Regions from separate parts of the Homo sapiens genome. Here region 2 is linked to region 1. A link is a loop called in an ENCODE intact Hi-C map of the cell type or tissue named here. Cell type or tissue: lower leg skin. All regions are shown on one strand. Each heading gives the region's core, and the rest is flanking DNA. Links, peaks and the distances in the headings are about the cores only.

Evidence for each region. Peaks named below come from ENCODE experiments on the same cell type or tissue, not always from the same donor. Only the 100,000 strongest peaks of a DNase experiment are listed, where the experiment ranks them.
Region 2: it touches region 1 in a loop (3-fold over the local background); 32 of 110 quality-filtered maps call a loop at or near these places.

Annotation. Positions count from the first base shown.
Region 1 is chr1:165,252,728-165,263,591 of GRCh38, forward strand. The region is part of intron 3 of LMX1A (LIM homeobox transcription factor 1 alpha); the gene reads right to left. Among named protein-coding and RNA genes, the nearest start is that of LMX1A-AS1, 42 kb to the left of the region's middle. RefSeq lists an enhancer at 1,110-1,682. In lower leg skin, for the core only: a CTCF peak has its summit at 5,393 (motif pointing right); a DNase peak (open chromatin) is centred at 5,428.
Region 2 is chr1:165,371,035-165,381,898 of GRCh38, forward strand. No RefSeq gene overlaps it. Among named protein-coding and RNA genes, the nearest start is that of LMX1A, 20 kb to the left of the region's middle. In lower leg skin, for the core only: no CTCF peak of the experiment used is centred there; DNase peaks (open chromatin) are centred at 5,287 and 5,657.

The DNA.
Region 1 (10,864 bases), core at 2,610-7,609:
CTCCTCTTTATAAAGCTAGATATGAGCTGACTCAGAGCCTATCCAGGGAGATGAGGCCACCTTGCTCTGCTAATGAGCCCCACCCTGGCAGTAGCTAAGAAAACATGAACAACTGAAGAGCATTTTCCTATACACAGGCCAACTACCATGATGGCCTAAGGGTTGCCAATCCATTCACTCAAAATCTCATTCATGCACTCATACAATCATTTATTCTTTTCATTCATTCTTTCATTTATTCAGAAGCATCCACTATGCACCCTGAAATATACCAAACTCTGTGTCTTTATAGGGAGGGCAGGAAAAGAAACCACCATCCCAACAGCATTCATGTACATAAACAAGTATATACTGAGTGTCTGTTATGTGGTAGAAATTGTTGTAGGCACAAGAGGATACAAGACAGACAAATCCTTGACCTCATGTAGCTCGCATGCTAGTGGGAGAGAGTAAACAAACACATAAACGAATAGATAAATCATATCTACATTTAGGGATTTACCTTTAGGAAACAGGATAAAAGAACAATACAAAGCAATGTCCCATGAATATAAAATAGAATGGCATAAAGCTATAGTATATATAATTATAATATTTAATCACCTCCCAACTCTAAATTGTGCGGGTTTATGATTCTAAGTCAATACATGTGCACTGTGTGTTTATCTTGGAAGCTTCCTGGAAGAAGACAAGAGTTTTGAGGGTGGAATGAAGGGGAAGCTAAGGAGAAGTTCCCAGGGAGGCATTACTCACAGGTTGACACAAAAAAAGAGGGCCATTCTAATTCTTTGAGTGAAGGAAGGCAAGGCTTGGAAAAGATGATGAAGCCACCTCTCAGGAAACAGCCTCCTGGAACAGAGGCCAGGCTGCAGGATTGGAAGTGCTTGTGCTGTGTTACTTTCAACAGCTGCCTGGAAGCACCACACCAGTCCTCCTTGCCCTTGGCCATCAGAAGCACCTCAGAATAACCTATCTCGATATGCTTCTCCTCTGCCTCTCAGCTTCAGAAAGGAAGTGAAATTGGGGGATAGTCCAAGGGGTTGGAATGGCTCGTTTATCACTAACAGGTATGATAGAGCCTGGAACTCCAGGTTCCAGCTGCCCTTCCCCTGTCCTCTCGCCCAGTGTGGTTTTTCTCTCTATGTCTAAACCTCTGGCACATCAGTCCTTTGACTATTTGCCTTGACTCCCTCTCCCCTATGCTGGATGCTGTCATTGGGCAGAAAATCCACCCAGTTCATCCCTGGGCCCCAAGTCCCCGGTTGCTGTTTGCCAACCTGAGCAAACTAATCAATGCTTTTCCAGGAGCTGGTCAAAGGCCCTTTGTCCCCAAGCTCTCCTTCTCCTCCCCTTCCCCTGGAATTAACTGTTAAACAGACTCAAGGCAAATGCTCCCAGGGAGTCAACAAGCACTTGAGAAGCTGCAACAGCAGGTGGTAGCATCTGTGCTTGTCTAACTTCCACCCTGCTAATCTCCTCCTCTTTTTCTTGCTTTCTTAATTTCATCCCCCACTCCAAAAATTTCCCCCAAGTTGGAGAAGGGAGGGTTGGAGTGAGTTCAACAAAGAAAGCCCACCATGTTGACTCAGGAGTCGCTAGAGGAAGTGGCGGGAGTTGTCTGGGCTCAAATCCTGAAATGGTCATGGTCACTGGGGATTACAGACCAGGAAGAGTGGGGCAGTCCTGTTTTTTTCTTCTCTCCTTCTGTTTTTCCCTCCCTTTCTGGGTTCAAACCAGATCAACTTCGTCTTACTACCTTGACTCCTGTTATCTTCACTAACCCCAGAGTAATTCAAGGAGAAAAGGTGCATGTGGTCCACCACCTGTGTGCCAGATGTATACACAGCTGTACGGCTACCGCTGTGGACCCAGCTGCTGACTGTACACCTCCCACAAGTTGTTTTCTCTAAGGCTCAGACAAGCAGAGAAAAGGGTTTGTTCAAAAGTCCAGGTCATAATTAAAACACAGCCTGTCTCTTCCTAATGCTCTGGATGGCATCCCCCATGGTTACTTCCCCCACTGAATGCTAATGAGACATCGCTGAGGGTTCAGAGCCTGGCAGCCTGGCTGTGCCCTGGCAAGCTGGAAAAGGCTTCCAGAGATGTCCAGCTCATCAAGGCATACATAACACCACCCAACTTTCCTTGATGTCATAAATTCTCCTACCCCTGAAAGCTCTGCAAATGATTCCTTATCTCCTCTTTGCATTTAATTCCCTCACCTGTAAAATGGGAATAATAGTATCTACCTCCTGGAAAAGCATCCATGGCAGTACTAGTTGCAGAGACTAAGCACTCAGTGCTGTTCCTCTATTGATCACTCTCTGTGGGGAAGGCTCTGGGGATGCCGTGATAAATAAGGCTGTCCCTCTCCTTAGGGAGTTCACATTCTCTGGAAGGCAGCAGACTCTAAATAAATGACCTCAGTAGGATGTGTTTGGGATATGCAGAGAGAAATAGCTGGGAATAGCACAAAGAAGAGACCTATGCGCTTAGCTTAGGCTAAAGGTCACAGAATCTTTTGTCTCACACTTCATCTTCTTTTCTTCTTTCTCCCTGCACCTCCTCTCACTCTCTCTTTTCCACTCACTCTGCCAAGCAGGAAAATAGAGGTTGGCTGAAATGCTATTCAATGCCTTGCTTACATCTCTTCTTGCACAGCTGCAAGCTATAAGATGCATAACTTTCAGTTTTGGTGAGAGAGCCTGGGTTCTCAGGTTCTGCCACATCCAGGCAGCATGACTGGGAGAACACCACTTCATCACTTGCTGCCTCCGTTTGCTTTGATGTAAAAGGTAATAATGATGCCTTCATCTCTGGACTAATGAGGATTAAATGTACATGGAGTACTTTGTGACCTATAAGGTGTAGTGCAATTTTTTGGGCCTTTATCATTTGACCTTTGCAGATTTTTCTTTCTTGCCTCAAACATCGTTCTTGTTGCTTAAGAATTTTATGAGTTCTGGTCAGGTTCAGTGGCTCACGCCTGTAATCCCAGCACTTTGGGAGGCCGAGGTGGGCGGATCACCTGAGGTCGGGAGGTCGAGACCAGCCTGGCCAACATGGTGAAACCCTGTCTCTACTAAAAATACAAAATTAGCCAGGCATAGTGGTGCATGTCTGTAATCTCAGCTACTCAGGAGGCTGAGGCAGGAGAATCGCTTGAACGCGGGAGGCAGAGGTTGCAGTGAGCCGAGATCACACCATTGCACTCCAGCCTGGCAACAAGAGCGAAACTCCGTCTCAAAAAAAAAAAAGAATGTTGTGAGTTCCATTCTAAGAGAACACTTCCTCCGCAGCATGAGCGTGGGCATGACTTTGACATGGGCATGACTGCATCTCCAGAGCATAGTGCTGACCCAGAAGATGAACCAAGGAGACACACTGCTCGTGGTGCAGGCAGAACATGCTCCTTACACCAAGCCGTGGGCGTCTCTCCCTCTCTCCACCAAATCGGATCGAAGCAGTATTTCTTGTAACCAAACTCAGCCATCCTGCCCTAGGTGAGGTGTTGGGGAAAGAACACGGGACTTGGCATGAGAAATCTGGGCTCAAAAGTGCTGCCTTTTCCAAGGGACCTCAGAAAAGCCACCACCTTTCCCTGAATCTTGGTTATCTTATCATCCATTTCTCAATGGAAAAGTTCTGTCCTAGATCAGAGTTGTCAAGAACTTAGAGGCTGAGGAGGAAGGATGACTCTGTTTCCTAGGTCTCCACACACTTTCAACCAGAGAAACCCACTCCATTCACACCTAAATTCAGGTCTCCAGATAGTGTTTTACCATGACACTGCCTTGCTATGGTAATTCTTAAACAAAATCTTTTCCAGAACCATATCATTCAAATATATATAAATATAAAACAGCTAAAGCCAAAAGACATGATATCTATTCTATTAATAGAAGAGTATCATTGGAAGACAACATTTTGCTCCTAAGGCAGGTTGGAAACCCACTAGGCTGGATAATTTCTTACTCCCATTTTTATATTTCAAGCTTTTATTACAGGAGTTGAGAAGCCTCCTCTGTAACCAAGGAGACAAGAATGTTTCAAAAGCACATATGAAGGTTTGATGCCTGAGAAACTACTAGTGGACAAGTCTATGACAATCAACAAAGAAGCACTGAATTTCGGGATGCAACAGCACACCCCTGTACTGCAGGCATTACGGTAGCAAGATGACAACACACCGAGACACCCTAGGGACTCCTGGATTTCAGTGCCTGTTGTGTAACCTTAGGAAAATCACCCTACTGTTCTGAACATCAGTGTCTTCATTGTTAGAACATATTTCAGCTCCAAAAATCATATTTCTGCAAAGGAAGGGGGCTTGTGGAGGACAGGAAAAAGAGAATTAATCTTTATTGAGTACCCACTCAGTGCTAGAAAGTGTGATATTCTTTTTACCCATTATCTAACTAAATTTGTGGGATGGGGTAAATAGAACTATTTTATGAACTCAAAGAGAATCTGACCATATTTCAGTTCTCTCCGTAGGAGAGAACCACTCTGGGATGGCGAACTCATGGGTCCTGTTTTGTATTTCTCTCTCACATGCTCTCTAGCACTGTCTTCATAGGAGAAACATGTAGAAAGATCAAGCAGTTAAGATGGCAGCCTCAGCTCATGAGGGGGTCACGAAACAGGCCCATGGTTTTGTAGAAGGTCTTGAGACTCCACTGCAGACATGTAGGTAGGTGAAAGGCAGGAGTTAAAAAAAAAAGTTGATCCCTTGAGGCTACTCAGCTCATGGACCCCAAAATACCCAAAGGGATTTCTGAAAGAGGCCTACCCTCTATGGATGTGGGTTAGGAACAAATAGTGTGTGGGGACACTCTGACCCAACACCACCAGCCAAGAGTCTACTGTGACTCCAAAGAGATTGGGAAACAAGACAAATCTTGCTGGAACCCCATTCCCTTGGGAGCCTGGCAAGTCAGGTCATTCTTTTCAAGATATAGGCAGAAATGTAGCCAATGGGGACAGGGTTGGACCCAGGAAGACCTGAGGAAGTCCACCCAGAGAGAGGCTAAGATCTTCATCAACCTCATCCCAAAGTCCTGCAGACCTTAAAAAGAGCTTCTCAAAGCCTCCACAACATAGACAAAAAAGCAGAAGGATGGAGGACAAGGCAAACCCATGAAAAACCCTGATGCCAGTTTGAGCCAACTGTAGTGTACTGTGTTTGCCCCCACCAAAATAAGAAATCACAGCCATCTGTAGCTTTGGACAGTAGTCTACTACAGTTCAGCTGTCTTTCTCCAGGCACCACCGATATGAGTTTTGATGAGATATATGAACCCTCCGGTTTAGAAAGTAACAGAGGGTTTGGGGCAGCTCTTTAACAAGGCAGGAATCTGTGTATCATTCAGTTTCCACCTCTCCACCAGGGGGCAGCATAGCAGCATTCATTCAGTGCCATGTTGACTTGGTAACTGAGGTCATCCAGGCAGAGACAGGGATTGGCCATAAGCCAAAACTGTCTGCCGGAAAATCTGCTGCTGGGAGTCTGGGAGACCATGTGGCTAAACTGAAGGAGAGATGGTGAGAGAAGGGTATTCAAAAGTATTGGGAACCAAAAGCATGGCTTGTGGCCTTAGAAGTAGTGACACAAGCAACCTTGTCAGCTGGCTCAAGGTCTCTGTCCTTGAGGCTGAGCCAACAACACCACAATAAGCAACTGAGCACATGGTCCTGGGGTGGTGGGAAAGTCTGCATGGACAATAGAGTGGCAGGATCTTCTATAGGAGACAGTCTCAAGACTCTGCAGTGGTGAGAAAATGGGAAACAATAAGTGGCTGGCAGAGCCAATCAGGGTCTCTGTCTGCCTGCAGCTCCTGGGGAGCTATAAGGAGGACCATACAATGGGATGAACGAGTGGGAGTGAGAACTGCTAAGTATGATGTCTGCACGTCCCAGAGGCTCCGCAAGGCACTGGCCTCACCAAGAAAGGCAGGGTAATGCACATGGTTTTTCATCTATCACAAATGTTGCTGGCGATGGGTGGTTTCTACCTTGAAATGGTAGACTAACTAAGTGCTTTTCTTGTTCTCGCAAGGTGTCCATTCCAGAATCAGCAAGACACTGTGGGAAGAGGACAGCTTTTGACATCTGATTAAACCTGTATTCAAACCTTGGTTCTATCTTTAAGAACTTGAGCAAGTTACAAACTCTCTTGGAGCCTCGGCTTCTTTATCTCTAAAAATGAGATCATAACAACCTTATGAGATATTTTGGAGATTAAGTAAGTAGTGTATTTTAAGTATCTGACACATACTAGCTGCTCTCAATAAGTAGTAGCCATTAACTCCCTTTATTAAAATCAGTTTACCATATCTGCCCATGTAAATATTTATATAAGATAATTTATTTCAAGACAGCCAACTGAGCCAAAAATAGAACTTTATATGTATCTCAAGGTTCTGTCCCTCATTATTATAACAAATCAAATCAAACTTCAACCAGCCTTTCATATGTTACTGGAGAAGACACCAACAAACAACTGTGAAAGGCCAAACACTTGAGAGGAAACTGAGGGTACATCTCATTCAGGCAGCTATGGCTATGGTCTACCCTAACCCAAGGTCAATATTGACACTGGCCACGAGTGTTGACCCACACACAAATTCATTGCCTAACACCCAGCATATGTTCAGGAAGTTGTCAGCTCCATGTTTAGCCAACCAGAGCCAACAGTTGCTATTTGGTTAATGCTGACATTACCTTGCAAATATTTAAAACAGACCATTTCCCCACATCATTTTGGTTCTCATATGACTGCTTCTTACAGAGGCTGCTGACTATTGTGTGGACACGTATTGAGACATCCCTATCCTTGCCTTGCTTCCCTGGCTATCTGACCTCCTGTCCACCAAGAGAGCAGTCAACCTCTCTCCTCATATTACAAATGGAAAGAAACCAAGGCCGATAAAGGGGCAATAATCTACCTCAGACCACAAAGAAAGCTATGATTGCTGAGAGGATCAGACAGAGCCTGAGACTTAGTCAATGATCAAGAAACTAAAGAGATTATACCATGGCCCAATGAGAGATGAAAAGGTACTCCTCCAGGCTCTTAAGCAGTGTTCTGAACAACTAAATGAGTAGACAATGTCAGACAAGCTGAATGAGTGCACTGTGTGTGGGACAGTGAGTCTCTCCTACTTGGAAGCTTTCTTTTCCTCCCCCTCTTCTTTGTTGAAACCTGAAAAGTATCTATGAGTCAAGCCCTAGAGCAAAAGACTGTGGTGAAAGTGTGGATTTCAATAACTCAAGCCAAGGTGGCACAACTTATAGACTTTCCATATTGCCACACAGATATGCACAAATGGCAAGAAACATAAAACAGACATATGGAAAATATCCGTTTTCCTTTTAGGGAGTTAAGGTTTGGTTTCCTTTGAAAATGTCAGTTTTCCTTTCGCTTCATCCTCATTAGCCTCCTGGGACACTCTTAAACATACCCAGAAAACAACAGAGCAGAAGAAATGAGGTATTTTTAGCTGATATTCTGGGCACAGATTCCTATTGTTCCACAATTTTTGGCTTGGCTGGATGGCACGTGGCCAATACAATGTATACTCTTGCAAAGAATGTATATTTCCTGGTGTGTGTGTGTGTGTCTGTGTGTGTGTGCATGTGTGTGTGATAACAGGAAGGACAAGGGTATTATTGATGGTATTTTGATGGGGAAGATTCTGGGATCTCAGCAAGCCACACCAAACTCTCCATAAATCCTGTTTGCTTTGGTCAACATCACTTTTCACTTATTATTACCATTGTGCTATATGTCCAAAAAGAAACTTTTTTTAAAGCCATAGTGTCACAGCTGAAGAGCTCCTAGAATCAACTGTTTCCAGCAGCACTATATTAGGAACTAAATTTATTCTGAAAACCAATGATTACATTCCTAAATCATCTGGTGCACTGCCTAGCATATAACAATGCTCAAAACACTGACAGCTATGATGATCATCCTCCTCCTTAAACATGACTCCTGTTCTCAAGGGTCACCCAGTCTTGTAGGGGAGGCAAACAAGAAAAGAAAAGCATCCACTGACAATCTGAGTAAAAATCTCCCTGTGGCATAAAAACCACAGGGAGCTGCTATGGGGTTTTCCCTTTCTAACTGACGGGTGGAAAATATCTCTGGATTATTTAATTCCAGAATGCCTTTAGTTCAAGGATCTCAAAGCACATGCAATCTTGTGTAAACATCTTAGCTCTGAAATAATTGAGAAGGGGGTCAAATTCTGTGATCTTATTCAATTACATTCATTATACAGAGGGCAAAACTGGCATAACAGCAGAATGTGGCACATTATACACACTCCAAAATCCAGCAGTAATGGAGCCTGTGCACAGAAGCTCAGGGTCCTGAATCCCCAAAGCAGCCTCTTTATCACAGAACTATGTTGCCTTCCTTTCATGTTAGACTTCAGATGTCTCGAGAACCCCATAGAAGTTTCAATAAAGTCTGATCCGGTGGAAGTGACACCGTTCTTGTTTCTTGATTTTTAAAAATATTTATATCCTTCAATTTTTTAACACTTTTTATTCTTCAACTCTCTCCCCATCCTTCCATTTCAACTCTCCTTCCATCCACTAAAAACTGGAAGTCACCATACCCCTTACAATGGCTACTTTCAAAGAGATAAGAAAATAACAGGTGTTGGATGTAGAGAAATTGGAACTCTTGTGCATTGTTAGTGGGAATGTAAAATGGTGCAATGCTGTGGAATGCGGTACGGAGTTTCCTCAAAAAAATTAAAAATAGAATTACCATGTGATCTAGCAATCTACTTCTGCATATATAGCCAAAATGATTGAAAACAAGGACTCAAGGAGAGGTTTGTATGCCCAAGTTCATAGCAGCATTATGCACAGTAGCCAAGAGGTGAAAGCAGCTCAGGTGTCACTGACAGAGGAACAGATAAACAAAATGTGGTATATGCCTACAATGGAATATTATTCAGCCTTAAAAAGGAAGAAAATTCTAACATACACTACAACATAATGAGGACATTATGATAAGTGAAATAAGACAGTCACAAAAGACAAATACAGTATGATGGTACTTAGGAAGTTCCTAGAGTAGTCAAATTCAGTGAGATGAAAGTAGAACAGTTGCTTCCAGGAAAAGAAAATGAAGAGGTACTATTTAATGAGCATAGAGTTTTAGTTTGCAAGATAAAAAGACTTATGTGGATAGACAGTGGTGATAGTAGCACAACAGTATGAATGTACTTAATGCCACTGAACTGTACACTTAATAATGGTTGAGATGATAAATTTCATGTTAGGTGTATTTTACCATACTTTTTTAAAAATAAAAAATTATAATTTTTTTAAACTGGAAGACACAATCATCATTTATGCTCTACCTTCTATAACCAAAATATAGGTGATTATGTTCCCAAGTGAAACTCTCACCAGCCTCCCTTGCAGCTAGGGGTAGCCATGTGAGGTAGTACATGGATTCTATTGGTGAGGAAAGCGCTAGAAAAGCTACTGTTTTCTTAATAAAATGAGACAATCTCAGCTGGTGCATACATTTTGCTCTTTACCTTTTCTCTTTTTTTCTGCCTGGAATTAAAATGCAATACTTAGAGATAAAACAGCTATCTTGGAACTAAGAGAATGAAAGCTACCTGTTAAGAATGCAGAAAAAGAAGAAAGAAGCCTGAATTCTTGAAAACTTTCTTGAGCAGTTACACCTTCCTTGGACTTCCTACTTCTGGACTCCCTCTTCGTGAGAAAAATTAAAGCTCTCTATTAAAATTAGTCAAGACAGAATTATATGATGCCAAATGCAATCCTGCTCAAGTCTCTTCATATTGACTTGCCAAAGGGATACCCCTTCCCACTTGATTTCTTGAATGTCCTACACTCCTATCAAGGGCTAACTCTTCCACTTAGGTGCTAAACTTTGTCACTTCATGCTTACTCAAAAACTATATCATATATTCTCCCTCTTTGCAAATATGTTTTACAATATTTTTCTTGTTTCTCCCATTTTGGAAAAAAAAATACTCCTCTCTTGATTCCATTTCCTCTACCAGCTACCTTTTCATTTATCTGATGGCCTTTGTAGAAAAAAAAAAATTTTAATTACTTCTATTTACTATCTCCAGTTCCTTTCTTTTTAGACCAATCCAATCAGGTACTTATCCCACCTTTTCTAACAAAATTGTCGTGTGAAGGTCACTAATGACCTCCACAGTGTTTAGTCCTCATTGTACTAAGCCCATCAGCAGGCTTGGACATCATCAATCATTTGGCTTCCAGGACTGCTCACTCCTGATTTTCCTCCCACCTGGTCACTCCTGCTTTGTTCTTCCTTACCAATTTCTCCTCATCTCCCTGACCATGAAATGTTTAGTTCTCTTCTTTATCTATGCTCGCTCCCCTTAGGGATCTTATCCAGTCCCATTACTTTAAATATCATACATTTGCTAAATGATTTTGACATTTCTATCTCCACCCCAGCTTGCTCTTTTGAATCTAACTTGTATACCCAACTACCTACTCAACATCTTCACTTGGATTTCTAATCACAGTCTCAAACTTAACAAAACCAAAATAAAATTCCTGATCTTTTCCCACCCACCTCACTCTGGCTCCAATCTGCTCCAACCACAACCTCTCCATTTCCATTGATGGATGGCACCTATATCTTACCTGTTGCTCAAGACAAACATCATGGACTCACTTTTGACTTCTTTATCCTCCGCATCTCATATCCAATCTGCCAACAAGCAATTTCTGCTCCACCTTCAAAGAATAGCCAGGACAGTCATTTTGCATTATCTCACAGCTCCCACTATAGTCCTGCCTCCACCATATCTTCCCTGGGTTACCTCCA
Region 2 (10,864 bases), core at 2,976-7,975, 120 kb after region 1:
CAAATATGTGATTTATTGTCATCTGGAATATTCACTATTCCAAATCTGAACTCAAAATCAGCTCTGCTATGACCTTGTAAAAATCTCAAGTTCCTCTCCATCTCCTCTTTTTTTATAAATTTTTATCTGTGCTCCTTTGGTGTGTTCTTGAACATGGTCCCACCTCAGTGCCTTTGCACTTCTTCCCTTCAGCCTGTTCCCTTTTCCCCCGGATGCCTCCATGCCTCCTGCCTTCACTTCTTTAGGTCTCATTCAATTACTGCCTGATCAGAGAAAGTGCTCCTGGATCTCTCTAGATAAGCCCATACCCTCCACCTCCATCTCCACACTGTCTTCTTACCTTGTGTTTTCTTCATAGCATTAATCGCCACAAACCTATTATTTGGTTATCAAAGAGCTGATTTTCTGTTTCCCTTACTAGAAGATAAGGTCTGTGAGAGCCTCATCTTGTGGTTTGCTTGTTGCTGTTTCCACAGTGCCCACAGTAGGCTATTAATAAATGCATGCTTAATGGATGAATGAATATGTGGGTAAATAAACAAAGGAAGAAGTTTGTAAAGGGGAAAACTTTCGCCTCACTCTTCAAGGGAACCACCCGCTCTCTGCATGGAGCGACTTGCTACAGAGGTAAGATACAAAAAGTGGAAAACCTTCAAGTGAGGTCTTCCTCACACAGCATTCTTATGTACCTCGAGCAAAGTTCATAGTAATAATTTAACTGTGAATGCAAACATCCCTATTCCCTTTTGCTGATATAAGCACAAAAATGTACAATATAAACAAACATACAAAACATACATCCTCAACACGTGTAAAATGCCTCACTAATTCAGGCTAATTGGACATAAGGCAAAAGTGAATTACTGGAAAGTCCAGACTATTAAATTTTGTAATAGAATACACTTTGATTACTTTCAAATTCAGGGCACCCTCCTTATTCAACACTCAGACACTTAATATCTCTTTAATTCAATTCAACTGCCAAGAAAAGCCACAAACCCAGAAATAATCAGGAAGTCCTTCAGGCATCAGCAGCAATGAAAGTAGCCAAAAATAGCCCCAAAAGGGAAATCTGCTGAGATTCAGTTATTTTGCTAACCAAAAGAAAGTGCTACTCTCATTGACTGTTCAATGCCTATACAAGTAAAACTTTACCAGCACCCAAGTCAAAAAGAAAAAAAAGGGGAATCAGATACAATAATAACAGTAATAATAACAACTACAACATTAACAACTAATATTTATTGAACACTTAGTACATGACTCTATTCCAATTGCTTTACATGTATTACTTACATAATCTATATAACAACCATATCAGGTATCAGGTATGTGCTATTATTGTCCACATTTTATAGATGATGACACGGAGGTACAGAGAATACAATAATGAAGGTGGAAATAAAAACAAATAACAAGGAACAATCGGGTGGACAGCGATGGCCTATGTCCAGAGAAGTAGAAGTTATAACTTAGATTGGAAATATGCTGTCAATCAAAGCAGATGATGATGGAGAATAGAAGTGGCCAAGAGGGAAGACAAGTCAAATACACCAACTATAGAAAGCCCAGTGCAGAGGTATTCAGTTCTGGGACTCCCCTGTGACTCTACGGTATCACTGTTGTGTTGGTCCGTTTGATAACCAGGGAGTCCGTAAGTCAGCCTTCCCCCATAAAACCTCCACAGTGATTATGAAGACTATAGAGTGCTCAATTTCTTTGAATTTTCACGAACCAGGTATCCAGAATATGACTTGCCTAGAATTCCTAGTCCAGATGTGTTGACAACTCAAATTATTGCAGGACTGGGCTAAATTTTTGGATTGTTATAACCGGCCCATTTATTTTTTGCAAAGAATAACTTTAAAATGCCTTGAATGTTACTTGGCCTCAAGTAGTTTAAGCAATCTCCCTATAACTTTGTTCTCACTGTTCGCTTGCACTATTTTCTTTTTTCAGTGCGAATATGGATTTCAAATTGGAACATTTTTGTATGATCACCAGTTCTGAATTCAGTAGACCCTGGGCTTGTACGTGTGCATATTTTTCTTTCAAATCTGGACCATCCACGATCCTTTGACAATAGCTGCTGCTATCTGGTGTGCAAGCAGAAACTACACATGAAGGTGAGTTTCTCCACTGCTCTGGGGTCACGGGGGGCAGGGACGGGCTGGTAATTTGGAGGTTTAGGGCCAGACAAGTGGTCCTTTTCCGCTCACATGTGAAATCTGTCAGCTCTCAGCCTGGAACTGTAAGCAGAACAAGTGAAACTTCCTAGGTTACCGCAGCTCTTTCCAAGCTGTTCCTGCAGAGCAGGATGGGATGCACAGGCTGTGATTCCTGGGAGATGTCCTAAAAAGCCCCTGAAAGAACCCCTCTTAGCCCACGCCATGTCCGGTCCACAGTGTGTTGGACATTCTTACCTGACACTGATTTTTTCCTCCAGGTTTCATTGAGTAATTTGTAAGGCAGCTCTCAAGAATTATTTCCATTCCCAAATCCATCTTAGTTGTTTTTCTAACTGAGGCTGTGGCCCCAAAGTACCTCACGGAAGCCAAGCCTCTCACTCACACATGCCACAGGTCCCAGCAGCACTTCCGCCTTGAGGCAGACCCCAAGCCTAAAATGTACGCATGAGATCTTGGAGGACACATTTCTGTAGTAAGAATGTATCTCTAACTGCTCCAGGAGCCCAGCTCGGCCTTATCTGTTTCACAGGGTGCTGGAGGGACTCCCCTCTCCAATCACAGGCCAGGACTTCCGGGGTGTCCTCCCACCATCTCTGGCCCCAGCAGAGTTAATTCCAGGCATGGATGTTCAAAGTCTTCATTACCCTGTGATGCCCATATGCACCTAAATGTGGGAACTGACATTTTCCAGACATTTGTGCTCCCTTTTCAAGTGCCGGCGCCCTTAAGAAACGGAACTTGGTGTACCTGCTTTTCCTGTGCGGGTGGCCTAGCAGAGACCAGAGAGAATGGACCTTGTTCCCCGGAGGGCTGCTGCCTCCACAGGGACACCCAAATTATTCCAACCTCCAAAAGGCAAAGCTAAATGAAGTCTTGTATTCAGCCTTTGTTTAAAGATCATGTTCATGAGGTTTTGCATCATTCTAATACTTGTGCATATTATGTAATTCACACAAAGTGAACAATGGTTAAATTTTCAGGAGTAGAACTTAGAGTAAATTTTTCCCTTCCATTTACTTTTTCTGTGAACATATATTTTTAATACCCTTGTATTACCATTAGAAAGCAGAACATCTTTCTTTAATAAAAAGAAACATATAGATTTTGGTTTTGACAGGAGCTGATTCCCTGTGCGTTTTAAAGTTTAAAAATATTTTAATGGCTTATTCCAAGTTTGTGTTATTTAAAAGGTGATATTTACATTTAGCAAATTGACTTACTCTAAAGATTCACCCGATTCAGCTTTGTGCCTGTCTGTCGCCAGACTTGTCCACCTGGGAGGGAGGAGTGGCCTCATCTCTCCCCTTTCTGGCTGTCAGTCACCAGCAGGGCCCAAGCACACAGACCTCAGACTTGGCATGGTCCCTTCACTAAGCTCCCTGTGGAAAATTTTATAAGTTGCTATTTTTCTTTACCCTGAGAGATGCACGAAGGCCAGACACGGTAGTCTTGGTTTTGCAGGTGAGAAAACCCAGCTACTGGGAGTTCAATCCCAGTGGATTTCCCAGTCACTTGAACTACTGACAGCAGGTTTCATGTTCGGTCTTTTAAGGCTGATTCCCTGGGCTGAAATCATCTGACAGACTTCCTAAACTGCTTTTAGAGTCGTCATGGGTAACTTCCACTAGCCCTCTGGGAGGAGAATTAAAAACATATTTAAAAAATTCTCACAAGTTAATCACCTTCCAAAATGAAGTCACCCAAATCGATCTCAAGATAAGCTTGACAACAATTAGAGCTTGTTTCCTTTCGAGTCAATTGCACTAGCAAAAATCTCACCTTTATAGTACTTAACGAAATTGATGGGACCCTGCAGCCATCCTGTGTGTTTTGGGGAAAGAAGCAAGGAAAGCCAACCATTGAGGTAAAAGACCCTCTTGACCCATCCACCTAAAACCATTCTGGGCTGCTCTGTCTATGGGGTAGACATTCTTTATTCCTTTACTTTCCTAATAAACTTGCTTTCACACAAAAATAAGTAAATAAATAAAATGAAACCACTCTGACTTCCACACTGCCGCCCAACCTCCACTGTTAATTACTGGCCACGCCCACCGGGCCTTTCAGTAATCAATGGTCTCTGGTACTTTTTGTGGCCCCAGTGGTGCTGACCAATGCACTGGGTGCAAGATTGCTTAGTGCCAGCAACCTTGGCCAAGGAAAGCAGAAATTTCAGGTCTGTGCCATGGGTGCTTCCAGGTAGACACAGTTGTGGTGGGAGCACAGGACAATTCCTCTAAGTAAGACCTAACCTGGTGTTTTCCGATCATTCCAAAGTGGCATCGAGGGAAGCCCTTAAAGAAAGTGGTCGTGGTGTCCTTGAAACGTGGCTCTGCCTGTAGCCCCTTGCCTTATATCCCCAATTACTTGGTATTATATCCTCATTTTTCATCTGTCCTGTATGTCTATAATGAGCTAAATTTTATAAGTCTATTTTAGGCAAGGATTTCTAATTTTGGAGGCTTTTTAAAAATCGTGTTGTGTATGTCATTGCTTCTTAAAACATAAAACGTTTTCTTTTTGTAAGCTCATAATACTGCACAAATAATTGGTGGAAAACACCATCATAAAACATTTTACGACATGAGCATACAAGACCATTGTCAGGGTGAGGCAGCACAGAATTACAAGAAGAAGATCGCCAGTTAGATTCCTTATATTTACCTTAAAGGCCGTGCTTGAGCATACTAACAATTAATAACATTAAATACAACTACTGAATAAATGAGTGTTTCCGCATTTGAGTTGGACAACAGACCAGTAAGTGGGGTGGGGCCTGTCTCTCACCTTTCACGGCCCAAGACCCTGAGCCTGGCTAACTCGCTGCTCTGCCCGAACCGCAGGCTGCCTGGGCCGGGGACGCGCGGAGGGGCCCCCCGCAGAGGGCGGGCTCAGCCGGGCAGAGCTCTCGGGGGCGCCCCGCGCCCAGCCCCGCCGGCTCCTGCTCTCCCCGAGCACGCGGCGTTAGCTAATCTTCTCAGGGACTGCCGAGGCCCTTTCTCCGCCAAACCGCAGGGAGGGAACAGCCCGAGAAGGGAGGGGGCTGGGAAGGGTTTGTTGTTGCTTTTTCTGAATTAAAAGAAAACAGGGACTAGAGCAAGGAAGAGAGCGAAGTTCAAGGGAGAATCTGGCAAGTCACCTTGGGCAGCCCCTGGACCGCCGCCAGAGCTCTCTTGGAGAGGGTGAGGACGCCGAGCGTGTGATGAGCGCCTAGTGAGTATTCACTGTGCATGATAGATGACTGGCCTGGAATCCTTCCACACCACAAATTTGTTCCTCTGTACACCCAGGCAACCAAAAAGCCAAAAGAAATGGGGGATTGGGGAGGGGACTGTCTAACTTCAGTTTCTCCCGGCTGCTGGCACCCGCGGCCTCAGAAGCTCTTAGCCCCGCCCCCCATTGTCTTTGACTCTGCTCCCTCCTTGGCCTCCCTTGGCCCCCGCCTGGTCCTGGAAGCAGAGCTGCGAGTTTCCCTTTTCTCTCGCTGTGCGCACTCGCAGCCCCGGTCCAAGCCCAGCCTCTCCAGGCAGGGATTAGTGCAAGCGTCCGTTGGCCGGAACGAGCGAGGACAGCCTCTCCACCTCCCTGCCTCCCTACCTCCCTGCCTTCAGCACCCTCCCCTCTGCGGCTCCCCGACCCAGCCATCCACAGCACAGCTGCCAGAATCGCCTTTCCGTTCCACGGTTTTGATCATGTAACATCCCCACTTGGAAGACCAGAGTGAGTCCCAGCGGCCTCATATGTCAGATCTCAGTTTCTAACTATGAGCATCAAGGCCCTCCCCGAAGGCCCCCCATCTTGCCTGCCCTGTCTCACCGGCCTTCTATCCAAAATCTTCCAGTGCAAAACTTCTGGTCAGATTATGCAGAACTTTATAGCCTCTCCCTCCCCTACCCCACCACTTCGTCATTCCGCAAGTATTTATTGAGCATCTACAAGGTTCCAGGCACTGAACTATGGGCTGCAAATACAAAAACGAACAAAAGAAATTATCCTGCCCTTAACGACTTTACAGTCAAGTGAGGAGAACAGAAACAAGGAAATTTTCTGGCTCCAGTTTGTCACTAAAACAACATAGTTCACATCTAAATCTGAGCACAGCTATGTAAAATACACTAATAAGCAGATCGTGCACAGATAAAAGACTGAAATGAAATGTACCAAAATAGCTATAGGATAACTGTTTTCTTCCTTCCTTTTTTTTTATTATACTTTCAGTTTTAGGGTACATGTGCACAACGTGCAGGTTAGTTACATATGTATACATGTGCCATGTTGGTGTGCTGCACCCAGCAACTGGTCATTTAACATTAGCTATATCTCCAAATGCTATCCCTCCTCCCTCCCCCCACCCCACAACAGGCCCTGGTGTGTGATGTTCCCCTTCCTATGTCCATGTGTTCTCATTGTTCAATTCCCACCTATGAGTGAGAACATGTGGTGTTTGGTTTTCTGTCCTTGGGATAGTTTGCTGAGAATGATGGTTTCCAGCTTCATCCATGTCCCTACAAAGGACATGAACTCATCATTTTTTATGGCTGCATAGTATTCCATGGTGTATATGTGCCACATTTTCTTAATCCAGTCTATCGTTGTTGGACATTTGGGTTGGTTCCAAGTCTTTGCTATTGTGAATAGTGCTGCAATAAACATACGTGTGCATGTGTCTTTATAGCAGCATGATTTATAATCCTTTGGGTATATATGAAGTAATGGGATTGCTAGGTCAAATGGTATTTCTAGTTCTAGATCCTTGAGGAATCACCACACTGACTTCCACAATGGTTGAACTAGTTTACAGTCCCACCAACAGTGTAAAAGTGTTCCTATTTCTCCACATCCTCTCCAGCACCTGTTGTTTCCTGACTTTTTAATGATCGCCATTCTAACTGGTGTGAGATGGTATCTCATTGTGGTTTTGATTTGCATTTCTCTGATGGCCAGTGATGATGAGCATTTTTTCATGTGTCTTTTGGCTGCATAAATGTCTTCTTTTGAGAAGTGTCTGTTCATATCCTTTGCCCACTTTTTGATGGGGTTGTTTGTTTTTTTCTTGTAAATTTATTGGAGTTCATTGTAGATTCTGGATATTAGCCCTTTGTCAGATGAGTAGATTGCAAAAATTTTCTCCCATTCTGTAAGTTGCCTGTTCACTCTGGTGGGAGTTTCTTTTGCTGTGCAGAAGCTCTTTAGTTTAATTAGATCCCATTTGTCAAGCTTCCTTTTTTTTTGAGATGGAGTCTGGCTCTATCACTCAGGCTGGAGGACAGTGGCCTGGTCTCCGCTCACTGCAACCTCCACTTCCTGGTTTCAAGTGATTCTCCTGTCACAGCCTCGCGAGTAGCAGGGATTACAGGCGTGCACCATCATGCCTGGCTAATTTTTGTACTTTTAGTAGAGACGGGATTTCGCCATGTCGTACCCGGCTGGTCTCGAATTCCTGACGTCGGGTGATCTGCCAGCCTTGGCCTCCCAAAGTGCTGGGATTACAGGTGTGAGCCACCAAGCCCGGCCTGCTTCCTTACTTCTACTTTTAGGTAATTTCTAAAATTTTTGACCAGGCATTAATTTCTATGATTAAAAGCAAACTGTTTTGTGTCATTTATTTTTTCTGATTAAAAAAGCAATGTTATTTTTTAAAGAAAAATTTGAAACTACAAAATACATTGATAAGAAAATAAAAAATTCACAATCCCAATATAGTGCATAAAATATCAACATTTTATTTGATTAGTACCTAAGCATTATCATATCTTTTTATAAAATTGGGCTCATGTCATACACAATATGTCATCACATTTCTACGTAACGTATTATAAATAATTTTCCATGGCTTTGAAGTGCTCTACAGCATCATTTTTCATGTCTTCACAATATTCAACATGAATGAACTATATCTGGTTTAATCAATTCTTGTACATACATCATTGTGCATGTCCCTAAAGTGGAAGAAAACTGTGGAGATTGAAAATAGGCTTTTGACTCATTCAGACCTGGATTCAAATCCTGTCTATACCACTTGCTGGATGTAACTTTAACCACATTTACTAAATTTTTCTAGATCTCATGTTTCTCACACACAGATAAGGCGATAATAATATCTTCCTTACTGAGTTATTGTGAGAACAAAATTGTATATATAAATTGTTTTGGTGCCTGGCACACAGCAATTGATAGCCTTGATTATTTTCTTAGAACACATTTCTAAAAGTAGAACTTTCGGGTGAAAGTGTATAACCATTTTGAAATTTCTTGAGGTACACTGCACTATAGAAAGAGTGTATAAATTTCACTGAAAAGAGGGAGTCAGGAAGAAGTTTTTTAAAAAATTAAACTTGTTTTGAGCCTTGTGTACCCAACGCAATAATGGGCTCATTCAGTAAAACAGACATGAAACAATACCCTCTCTAATCTATAATTGTTATAACCTGGCTCTTCCCCAGCCTTCTGTCCACCGGCTTTATTGCCCCCTGCTTCTAAAAGTGTCTTAGTTGAGTCTTCCCAGATTCTCCACAGCTTACTCCAGGGAAGCTCTCTTTAAGACTCTTCTCTACTGAAGACTTCCGGTGCTCCTTCACTTTGCACTGCTGGAGACTTCTGCAATCTCTGTAACATGCTCATGCTAAATCCTCCATCAGACTGCAAACTCCTGAAGTCCAGGGACCAAGGCTATGTTATGAAAATGAAATTGCTTTTGATTCTTTGGCTAACCACCCAAATCAGAACTGTTCAGGAAGATCTAAGATGTGGAAAAGTCGTACATACAGAATCTACCTTATAGGTGAGAAAATCTGGACTCTGGGAGGGAACATGCCCTTCCCAAGAGCACACACCAAGCAATGGAGCCTCGTTCCTGTCTCTCCACCTTACTGCTATCACCTCCAGCTGCCTCCCACCAGTTTCATGTTTTATTGCTCAATCTAAGCCCTGTGTTATCCGCTACACTATCTCAATTTGAAAAATCTTGCCCTTGACTCTTGCTTTTGTGCAGCCTACTGCCCTACTGTCAGTCCAGATCATTTCTGCATATGGACATCACACACACTCCCACCCACCACTCTTCCTTGAACTGGGGGAGGTAACAGAATCTGCGCCCACCCCGGCATTCCTGCACATCCTGAACATAAAAGCAGTTGTGAAACATGCAGAATCCTCCCCGATTTATTTCTTTTTACCTTACATCCCTTCCACTTTGATGTCAGTAGAATATTTGAAAGAAAAGAATCTAACGTGACCTACTACCCTGGAATGCCAAGAAAAACAATTACCAGGTCGATGGAGCTCAGGGAGCAGCTGGTGGACATGAATGAATGGGGCAAAAATAGTTTGTTTTCTAAACTCGTTCCACCTCAGGGTTGACCATCAGGTCTTTTGCTGGAGGCCGCCCAGAGCTCCCCACTTTCTGAACCTCAGTGACCCACAATCCATTCCTAAAAGGGAGAGCCTCCTGTCTTTCTCTCAGTTCCCTCAGGCTCTTAGCAGGACTCAATAAGAGCCCCAGAAATTTCCCAGAAGTAGGTGGATTTAAAAACACTTAAAATTGTAAGGGTGGGTGGTGGAGTCAGGTGGGAAGAAGCGAGTAGAGTTGGAAGGAGGATCTGCCCTCTTCTTAGGCCAGCTACAGAGTGATGCTAAATTGCTTAGGGGGGTAGTGAAGGTCACACGGAGCTCAGTTCTATCCTGCCCAGACCCCCAGAGCCTGTGATGACCAACATCTCCCCAGTTGTAGTGATTATCACAACTGGGCCCTTTTGTACAGCAGGATGGTGCTGTGGGGGATGAAGATCAATGTGGGCTTTGGAAAGGGCTATGTGGTGGTGCATAAGAATTTGATCCTTATTATGGCCAACAAGGCCAATCTTAATGTGGCCCTTCCTCCCCTCCCTGTCTTCCTCTTGCAGCAGTCAGTGGTCACTGATACTTTCTGCTCTACAAGCTACTTTCTGCCACAGGGCATTTACACTTGCTGTTACCCCTGTCTATATGGCATGCTGAACTTAGCACCACAAGTATGTACCAACGAACCTGCATAAAATATGATGGACCTATTACTGGTATTACCTGTCCTGCCTGTGGGCATTACTACACACACACACATACACACACACACACACACATACACATACACACACACACACCCTCACATCTCTGAGTGTATCTGCTATATCTTAGCATTACTAGTCCCTTCTCTTCATTCACATCTCTGATTGGCTGACTCCTCCTCAGAAAAGTCTTTCCTGGCTACTCTCTAAAATAGCAATCTCCCTCCCCCAGTCTATGCATCCTCTCTCTCCTTACCTTGAATCATTTTCTTTATCATGTAGTCTGCCTAAAGTAGAATTACTTACTTATGAGTTTGTTTTCGCTTCTATTCCTGCCCCAGATTCTAAACTCTATGAGAGCAGAAAATTATTTTACTCATTGATGAATCCCAAAGCCTAGAACAAAACCTGACTTATAGTAGGCACTGAATATGATATGCATTTATAATCAGTGACTAAAAGAACTTCCAGGAGTACTTTTGATTCATAAGGAAGAATTTTATGTAAACTGGGAGAGGTTTAATAGCTGAATCTGTCTCCCCTCTTCCCACTGAGTTCTTTGACTTTATTTTAATGGGTCAGAGTTTCCGTGGACTTAGTGCCTGAGTGGTTTCTACAGAGCTGGGGCACCCC